3 separate regions of the Homo sapiens genome follow, and all the other regions are linked to region 3. Evidence: chromatin contacts called from ENCODE Hi-C or POLR2A ChIA-PET data. All regions are on one chromosome and are shown on one strand. Each heading gives the region's core, a stretch centred on a gene start or an enhancer-like site at or near the end of the contact. The rest is flanking DNA. Distances are from core to core; before and after follow the strand shown. Region 1 overlaps MSRB3 (methionine sulfoxide reductase B3). Region 2 has its middle 29 kb from the start of MSRB3-AS1. Region 3 overlaps MSRB3-AS1 (MSRB3 antisense RNA 1).

Evidence for each region. A loop is a pair of places that touch in the nucleus more often than their neighbours do. ChIA-PET counts read pairs that join two places held with the same protein, here RNA polymerase II (POLR2A). Pooled maps may share reads with other maps.
Region 1: a loop to region 3 is called in a map of chondrocyte, with 2.6 times the contacts of the local background. The contact joins two enhancer-like sites. A Hi-C loop is called at or near these places in 3 of 168 maps with a recorded cell type or tissue (Calu3, IMR-90 and chondrocyte) and 2 of 50 pooled maps. POLR2A ChIA-PET finds 5 or more read pairs at or near these places in 3 of 52 experiments (AG04450, BJ and activated CD8-positive, alpha-beta memory T cell).
Region 2: a loop to region 3 is called in a map of mammary epithelial cell, with 2.9 times the contacts of the local background. The contact joins two enhancer-like sites. A Hi-C loop is called at or near these places in 1 of 168 maps with a recorded cell type or tissue (mammary epithelial cell). POLR2A ChIA-PET finds 5 or more read pairs at or near these places in 1 of 52 experiments (activated naive CD4-positive, alpha-beta T cell).

Annotation. Positions count from the first base shown.
Region 1 is chr12:65,334,005-65,336,704 of GRCh38, forward strand. The region is part of intron 4 of MSRB3 (methionine sulfoxide reductase B3); the gene reads left to right. Among named protein-coding and RNA genes, the nearest start is that of MSRB3, 57 kb to the left of the region's middle. Within about 2 kb of position 1,352, at least 6 of the 41 ENCODE cell types and tissues checked have a DNase peak (open chromatin) inside an H3K27ac peak, as active enhancers do.
Region 2 is chr12:65,669,544-65,672,243 of GRCh38, forward strand. No RefSeq gene overlaps it. Among named protein-coding and RNA genes, the nearest start is that of MSRB3-AS1, 29 kb to the left of the region's middle. Within about 2 kb of position 1,433, at least 2 of the 41 ENCODE cell types and tissues checked have a DNase peak (open chromatin) inside an H3K27ac peak, as active enhancers do; they include mammary epithelial cell, where a contact is called at or near this core.
Region 3 is chr12:65,535,803-65,538,502 of GRCh38, forward strand. The region is part of intron 2 of MSRB3-AS1 (MSRB3 antisense RNA 1); the gene reads right to left. Among named protein-coding and RNA genes, the nearest start is that of LINC02454, 66 kb to the right of the region's middle. RefSeq lists an enhancer at 479-1,678. Within about 2 kb of position 1,294, at least 9 of the 41 ENCODE cell types and tissues checked have a DNase peak (open chromatin) inside an H3K27ac peak, as active enhancers do; they include mammary epithelial cell, where a contact is called at or near this core.

The sequences.
Region 1 (2,700 bases), core at 102-2,601, 200 kb before region 3:
AATAGGGATGTTAATTAACAGCCTCAGTGGGAACTCTTTTTTTTCCTTGTTAGCGGATAAACCTCAACACTATGCATGTGCAATCAGCTTCTGATAATTTTGTTTGAGACCTTGAGGAACCACATAGGACATTTTAATATTTTGTATACACTTATTCAGCAGGCCTTCCACTGAATAGCTCATTTTCTATAGGTTCACTAATGATAATGATAATAATGCTAAAACAATAGCTAACACTTACTACAGCACTTACCATATGTCAGGCATGGTTCTTAGTGCTTCATATATGTGAACTCATTTAATCTTCACAGCAACACATTTTATAGATGAGGAAACTGAGAGAGGATAAGTAACTTGTGAAGATCACACAGCCAGTATACAAATGGATTTAGAATAGTAGCACTCAAACATTTAAAAAAGAAGAAAGTTAAAGAATTATAGTAGAATGAAATTTTAATATTTTATTTTAGTCACTCTGGTTATTTCACTTAGCATCGTTGGAACAAATGGAACACACAGAAACATGCATACACACACACACACATCTCTCAATTGTTTGAAAAATCTGTTTGTCACAGTACTTAAGTACTTAAGTTGAAAGTTGAAAAGTGTCTCAATGTGGGAAGGGCTAGCCCAAAAGTAATGAGATCCATCATGGCAGGTCATCAAGAAGGACTCAGTTTCAGGCAGGTTATTATCTGTCCTTAGGGAAGTCCCTTGGAATCCTGACAAGAAAATGGAGCCAATGTTCAGGAAGTCATCAGGCCATTCAACATCTGGGAGCTAGGGCAGCAGCTGGATTTGTGGGCAGGATTTTAGTAATTGAAACTGGGAGGTCATTTTATTTTCACTTATTGACTCCCTGTCACATTTTCTCAAATAGCTGCATTCCAAATTTTCACTAATCTTTTCTTTAAAAAAATCCTCTCTCTACATTTTTTGAGAAGATTGATGCCAACTGACACGAACTATTGTAAATGTCTATCTTACTACTGGAAATTTTTGTGTCCCTTCATCTTTATCAAACAATCAGAACAGGCACTGACTAACAGCAGCTAGTGGCGCCTGCTGAATATCAGGCCAGATGTGTGATCTCAGATTCATCACCTGTAAAATGGGGTAAATAACACCAAACAGGTGTAAAAACTAAATGCAGAAAAATGCCTCGAATATGCCAGGTATTCAACAAATGTTAAATACAAGTGGCCTGTCCAAGTTTTGGGAACATATCATACTATCACAGCAGCCTAAAAAATCCTTACAATGTGAGAAAGTACAGGCTTTATTAGACAGGGTCTGTCTGTTAACAGTGGATATTAGTGTGATGAGTCACAGCTCCAGCTGTGTTGCTACATTTCAAATGGAACTCTGCTGCAAGACTGTTCACACATGCTACATTTCACATGAGCCTCCTGTGCAATTTTATTCTAGGCTACCAGAAAATTTAAGCCATTTTTCAGCTCTTTAAGAACATAAGCCCTTTCACTGAGAAAATTCCAGTCCAGTGCCACACACAGTTCACTCAACTGTGCTACTTCATGCATGCTATTCTGTTCACCACTAAAAGAGACTTTCAACATGAACTTTTCCCTCTGTGATGCAATTTTGTGTGTGTGTGTGGCGGGGGAGGATGTAAGAGCACAGTGAGAAGATAAGAGTTTTCCCGTTTTCCTCTCTACTCAAATCCCGTCTCCTCAACCCTTTTAAAACTCTCCTTACGATATTTAACAACCATTTCAGTCACTGTGGAATTCTGTTATGGAGAGTAACATGAATTTAACTTAAGCTTTCTTTTGTGGAACTCTAGCTGGAAATTGCTCATAATTCCAGAAAATGTTTCTTAACCTCTAACGAAGTACATTTAACTTGAATTTTAAAAGATTTGAATTGCCTCTCACCTTATTCAAAATCCTTTAACGAAGAAAGCTTTCCAGTATAAAGAAACTGTTCTGAAATAAACTAGAGTTCTGAGTGGTGGCTTACTTAAAGTTGTGTTATAGCTGAGTAAGTAATATATTATTTTGAAGAGAATATAAAATTGACTTCTCTCAGCCCACTGACCCTTCCTGTCTTGTCCCCATACAATGATTTATAGGAAAAGTATTTGTAATACAGACAGTTACTTTTCTATCTTCAACTCAACTGAAAACTCAGAGAAAAACTACAGCTGGATTGGAAGAAAAGGACTTGCTTGAGACAGGGAGTAAAAACACAGCCAAAGCATGACTTTAGAAGAAAGAAAAGAACATAAAAGCTTGGCATAAGAAAAGGAAAGAACAACTCCATTTGAGAAACTAGAAAACTATCGCAAGGCATGACTCAAAGTATAACAATATACAAAGATAATTATAACTGCATTTTTCTTTTTAAAAAGTTATATACACACGGAAAAGAACTGAAGCAATAGATACAAAAATACCTAGGTGTGTGAAGTTGTGTGTGTATGTGTATTATTTGGGGAAAGGAAAGTGAGGAAAGAACAATCTTGCCTTGCCTCGTATTACCTAAATAACAATCTTAGTTCTTCAGTTAATTTTCCAAATGGATTACATTTTTCACAGTGAATTAGAATGGATAGTTAGAATAAACTGGGAAACATAATAGGGAAAACTTTTAACTGTAATTCATGTACATTTATCTTGTTTGAATAAACATGAATCAGAAAATTAATATTATTCCAGTTTACAAACTTTGAAATTA
Region 2 (2,700 bases), core at 183-2,682, 130 kb after region 3:
GAAATTACAGTGCTCAAACCACAGCACCAATCAGCTGACTAGCTGTGGGGAGTAAGGAAGCAAACAAAATTAAGAATTACTTTGAGAAAAGAACTTGCGACAGAACTACCATTTGACCCAGCAACCCCACTACTAGATACATACCCGCAGGAAAAGAATTCATTCTATCAAAAAGACACATACACTTATATGTTCACTGCAGCACTATTCACAACAGCAAAGACACAGAATCAACCTAGGTACCCTTCAACAGTGGATTGGATAATGAAAATGTGGTACATATATACCATAGAATACTACACAGCCAAACAAAAGAACAAAATTATGTTCTTTGCAGCAACATGGATGGAGCTGGAAGCCATTATCTTAAGTGAATTCATGCAAGAGCAGAAAACCAAATACTGTATATTTTCAATGAAATACACGTAGACATAAAGATGGGAACAGGAGACACTGGAAACAGTGGGAGACACTGGAAACCAGGAGACAGATGGGGTAGGGAGGGTGGGGACATGGACTGAAAAACCACCTATTGTGTACTATGGGGAATGGGATCACTTGCACTCCAAACCTCAGCATCATTCAATATACACATATAACAAACTTGCACATGTACCCCTTAATCTATAATAAAAGTCAACATTATTTTTAAAAAGAATTACTTTGAGATAGTCTGTCTTCATTTAAAATTTTGCTATTTTGTTCATCATGGATTTTTTGCATTAATTTTGACTTTTGAAAATAAATATTGTACATTATCCTTAGCAAACGAATGCAGGAACAGAAAACCAAAGACCACATGTTCTAAAGTATAAGTGAAAGATAAATGATGAGAACACATGAATACATAGAGAGGAACAACACACACTGGGGCCTATCGGAGGGTGGAGAGTGGGAGGAGGGAGAGGATCAGGAAAAATTATAGCTACTAGACTTAATACCTGGGTGATGAAATAATCTGTATAACAAACCCCCATGGCACATGTTTACCTATGTACCAAACCTGCACATCCTGCACATGTATCCCTGAACTTAAAATAAAAGTTACAAAAATAAATAATGAAAAAATTGCATTAAAATATTTATCGCGATTACTGAGTGTATTCATTTCCAGTGACTGCTTTAACAAATTGTTACAAATTTAGTGGGTTAAAACAGCAGCAATGGATTCTGTGTCACAATTCTGGATGCCAGAAGTCTGAAATCAAGGTGTTGGCAGGGCCACGCTCCCTTGGAAGGCTCTAGGAGAGGATGCTTTCCTTGCCTCTCCCAGCTTCTGGTGGCTGTCAGCATTCCTCCATCACTTCAATCTCTGTCGCTGTGGTCACATTACTTTCTCCTCTTCTGTCTGTGTAAAGTTTCTCTCTGACTCACTTTTTTTTTTTTTAATGAATTGAGGTAGCCTCCATTCTACAAAATAGAATGAAAGCTTTCCTGACTCACTCTTATCGTGACACTTGTGATTGCATGTAGGGGCCTGCCCTCTTCCTCCAGGATAATCTCCCCATCTCAAGACGTTCAATTTAATCATATCTGCAAATGCCTTGTCATAGAAGGTAACATTCACAGGTTCCAGGAATCAGGATGTGGCTATCTGGTGGGAGAATGTGCTGATTTTTAGCCAACCACACTGAGTTCACTCTAAATTTTGCATCTTAGGCAAGTGCCTCACCTCATTCTTCACCACAGGCCTGGCCTTGGATCATTTGAGCCTAAGAAGTTAGGAGAGTGGTGTTTTTATTTACAGAATTGGGAAATTCAAGAGAAGGAATTGATTTGGAACAGCAAATATTGCTGAAATATTTAAAATACACCTAGACATTAAAGCATGCAACTGAAGCATAAGACCTGATTTTTATATTCTTTCAACATGGCCTCATTTTCCTGGTGCCAAATGTAAGCCCACCTTGAGAGCAGGTTGTGATGCTTTGTGTCTTTACTTAGAGTTGAGAAGATCATACTGCCCAACATTCATCCTCCCTTTATTTGGAAACAGTGCCAGAACTTGCTTTGGGGGACCATGTTTCATCATCTATCAGACTGCGTGATTAGATGGCCTCTCTTCCCAACTCCAGGATTGGAGCTTATGATCCAAGACTGGCCAGTCAATAGCACTGTTGCTCCCTGAATTATAGTTATTAACTCACAAATATGCACTTGCCTCAAATTGATCCATTAAGAATGAATTCTGGGACTTTGGTGAGAATCACCAGGAAGAAACATAGAGTTTTCCTCTCAACTTGCATCTGGGAATATGTGTCCCTGGAGTCCGAAGTTAAAAGAAGGAAAGGCAAAACTAGGCATCAAGGATCTCGATAACAACACTCAAGTCCCTAAATCAAGTCACACTTGAAGTTAGCCTACTCCTAAGCTTTTCAATTGCCTGAACAAATAAATTTCTCTTGTTGCTTAAGCAAGATTGAATTAGATTTTTTTTTCCTGTCACTTAAAGCCACTGCCAACATGGCGAAGCCCTGTCTCTACTAAAAATACAAAAATTAGCTGGGTGTGGTGGCGGGTGCCTGTAATCCCAGCTACTCAGGGAGGCTGAAGGATGAGAATTGCTTGAACGCTTGAACTCGGGAGGCAGAGGTTGCAGTGAGCCAAGATCGCGCCACTGCACTCCAGCCTGGACAACAGAGTAAGACTCCATCTCAAAAAATAAAATAAAAATAAAATAAAAAAAGAAAATTATCATTT
Region 3 (2,700 bases), core at 44-2,543:
TCTGTCCCAAGCAAACAGACAGTTGGTCACCCTAGTGGGAAGAGTCAGAGGAGTGGCAGCACCTGAACTAATCTTGCCAAGTCAGAGAGGGCTTCTTGGCAGAAGGGATGGCCTACAAGGAAAGTAGGAATTAGCCAGGCAAGGATGTTGATGAATTGGAGGTGGAGTGGGTCTTAAGTAGAAAGAACCGCACATGCAAAAACCTAGAAGCAGGCAAGACCATGAGGAAGTGGGGAACCCTGGGGAGAGAAGGTGGAAGGCCTTTCTTTGCAGTGGACAGCCATTGCCCTCCAAATATGTTCCTCTTCTCCTTGATCTCTCCTCTGACTCATGTTGATTGAGAATGTAGATCGGCAAAACTGTGGGAGATGCTGTCTAGGCAACTCTCACATTAGAAGGGAGAAAAGAAGATGAATTTTTCCCAAGGTCCCTTTCAAGTCTTTGATTCTAAACCAAGAATACACCCCATCAGGCCATCCACAAGGGAGGTGTTCACTCTGTGTATAAGATAAATAGCCTACACCTTCCCTATGTATGTCAGCTGCCTTGAAGAGTGACACAAGTCATCACACAGTTGATTTGGCAGCAATGATATGTCCATCATAAATGCACCAGCATGGATGTGTTTGCTGGGCCACCACCAGCTGGCTGAGCCACCGTGGAGATGAAAGTTTAATTATTTTGTTTTTCTAAGTAAAAAAAAACCCTTTCCTGGTGAGGCATCACACCCTTTCCATTGCTCATGAAGACCTAGAGAACTAGCTGGAGTTCGTTTTTTCCCCATTATTCCCTAAATGTTGCTGTAAAGAATGCTCTCTGACGTGACTTGTTTCTGTATTTTACAGAGCCTATTCTGTTAATATGAACAGTATTAAGTCAAGAGGGTACCTGTTTTGCTTTTCAGCACTTCTTTCCCAATGTGAATCACTTTGGGAAAGGTGATTTCTAGATTGTTAATCCTTTAGGTATGTGTTTCATCCTCTAATATCAGGCTGGCATAGACACACTGGGAAAAAAATGAAAATAAAAACTTAATGTCTTTTCTATAGCCTGTCCCAGAGAAGAAAAGAACGCAGGGAGGAAGGAGTCTTGACATCACTTAATAAAGCTTTATGAGTAACTCCTTTACTACCCTAGATAACATTGCTAATGCATATTGCTCAATGAAAGAAAATGTCCCAGGCTATGCTTTACAACAGGCAGAAAACTTTGAGCTGTCTTGCCAATGCTTTATACTAAGTGCCAAATCCTTATTTCTTTCTTAGGCATTTATTGTAATAACATGAATCATGATGCATCACTCTGGTATTCGTGTGGCTGCTCAGTGTTAAGTCCCCAGGACCTCCATGGAGTTGACTTTATTTGGTTTTCCACTTCCGCTTCTGAGTGAGAGCCACATGAACTCAGACGTGAAGGCTCACAGGAGCTCAAGTGGGCGGACCTTTCTGTTGCTGTTTTGGTCTGCCTGTACTCAGCGGTTGTGGTATGTGCAGACCTGAACACTTGAGGGGACATTCAGCTGGAACTACCCCCATTTCCTGTAGTTTCCACTAAAACAAGAGACTTAGGATGATGTTCAGGATTGCTCAGACAGTTGCAAACCTCTGGGGCACTTGGAAGAAATGTGGCTATTAATAGAATTTTTGAGCATTGACGTATATGTTTTCTAACTTCCCATATATAATCCTGAGAGTGGGGCTGGATGTTAAACCCTGGAAGTAGGGAGTTTCCAGAAAACCATTCAGGATATCAGTGTCAGGTTTCTGACTTGATGAAGAGTTTGGATGAGTGGCTTCTAGATACAAAGGTTAATAGTGTCTGTTTCAAAGCCTAAATGGAATGCTGTGCTCATCTCCAACTTTGTGAATGTTCAACTGGCACGGTCAATTTATTCACTTTGAAAGTCTTAACCGTGCTGGTGAACCAGCAGGAGTGCTGTTAGGAATATTTAACATAAGCAAAAAGGAAAGGTAATGAACATTGAGAGCAATTGAAAGGACGATCCTGTGAAAAATATGTGACCTTACCTGAGTGTCTCAGCTGAGTATCAGTCCAGCAGAGCACCAATCACTTGCAGTGGCTGTGGCAAAGACACTGATGGCTTATTCATTGATTTGTACAATAAATATTGTGCCCTCACTACATGCCACTTACTCTGCTAGGCATTGGAGATACAATGCTGGACAAAACCAGACATGCTCCTGTCCTTCCAAACTTAACAATTTGATCTGAGAGACAGATATTAATCAAGTAGTCACATAAAAATACATAAAATGTCAACCTTGACAAGGAATTGGACAAGGTACTATGAAAGGCCTTGACCTAGTTGGGGATATAATGATTGGGCTGAGACTTAAAAGATGAGAAGTAATTAACTAGGATACCACAGGCAGGAAGAGTGCTTCAGGCAGAGGGAACAGCTCGCACATGTGAAGTTGAGTGATTCACCCAGTCATACAATTAATAACTAGTAGAGTCAGAGATGGGTGAAGAGCTCCAGGGGTCTCAGTTAGGAGTCTTACTAGCCCTATCTAATAGAACTTTTTGCAATAATGGAAATGTTCTATAGCTATGCTGTTGGATACAGGTAGCCATTAGTTACATGTGGCTATTAGCTCTTAAACTGTGTTTAGTGTGATGAGGAACTGAAGTTTTATTTAATTTTAATTAATTTAAGTATAAATAGCCAAATGTGGCTAC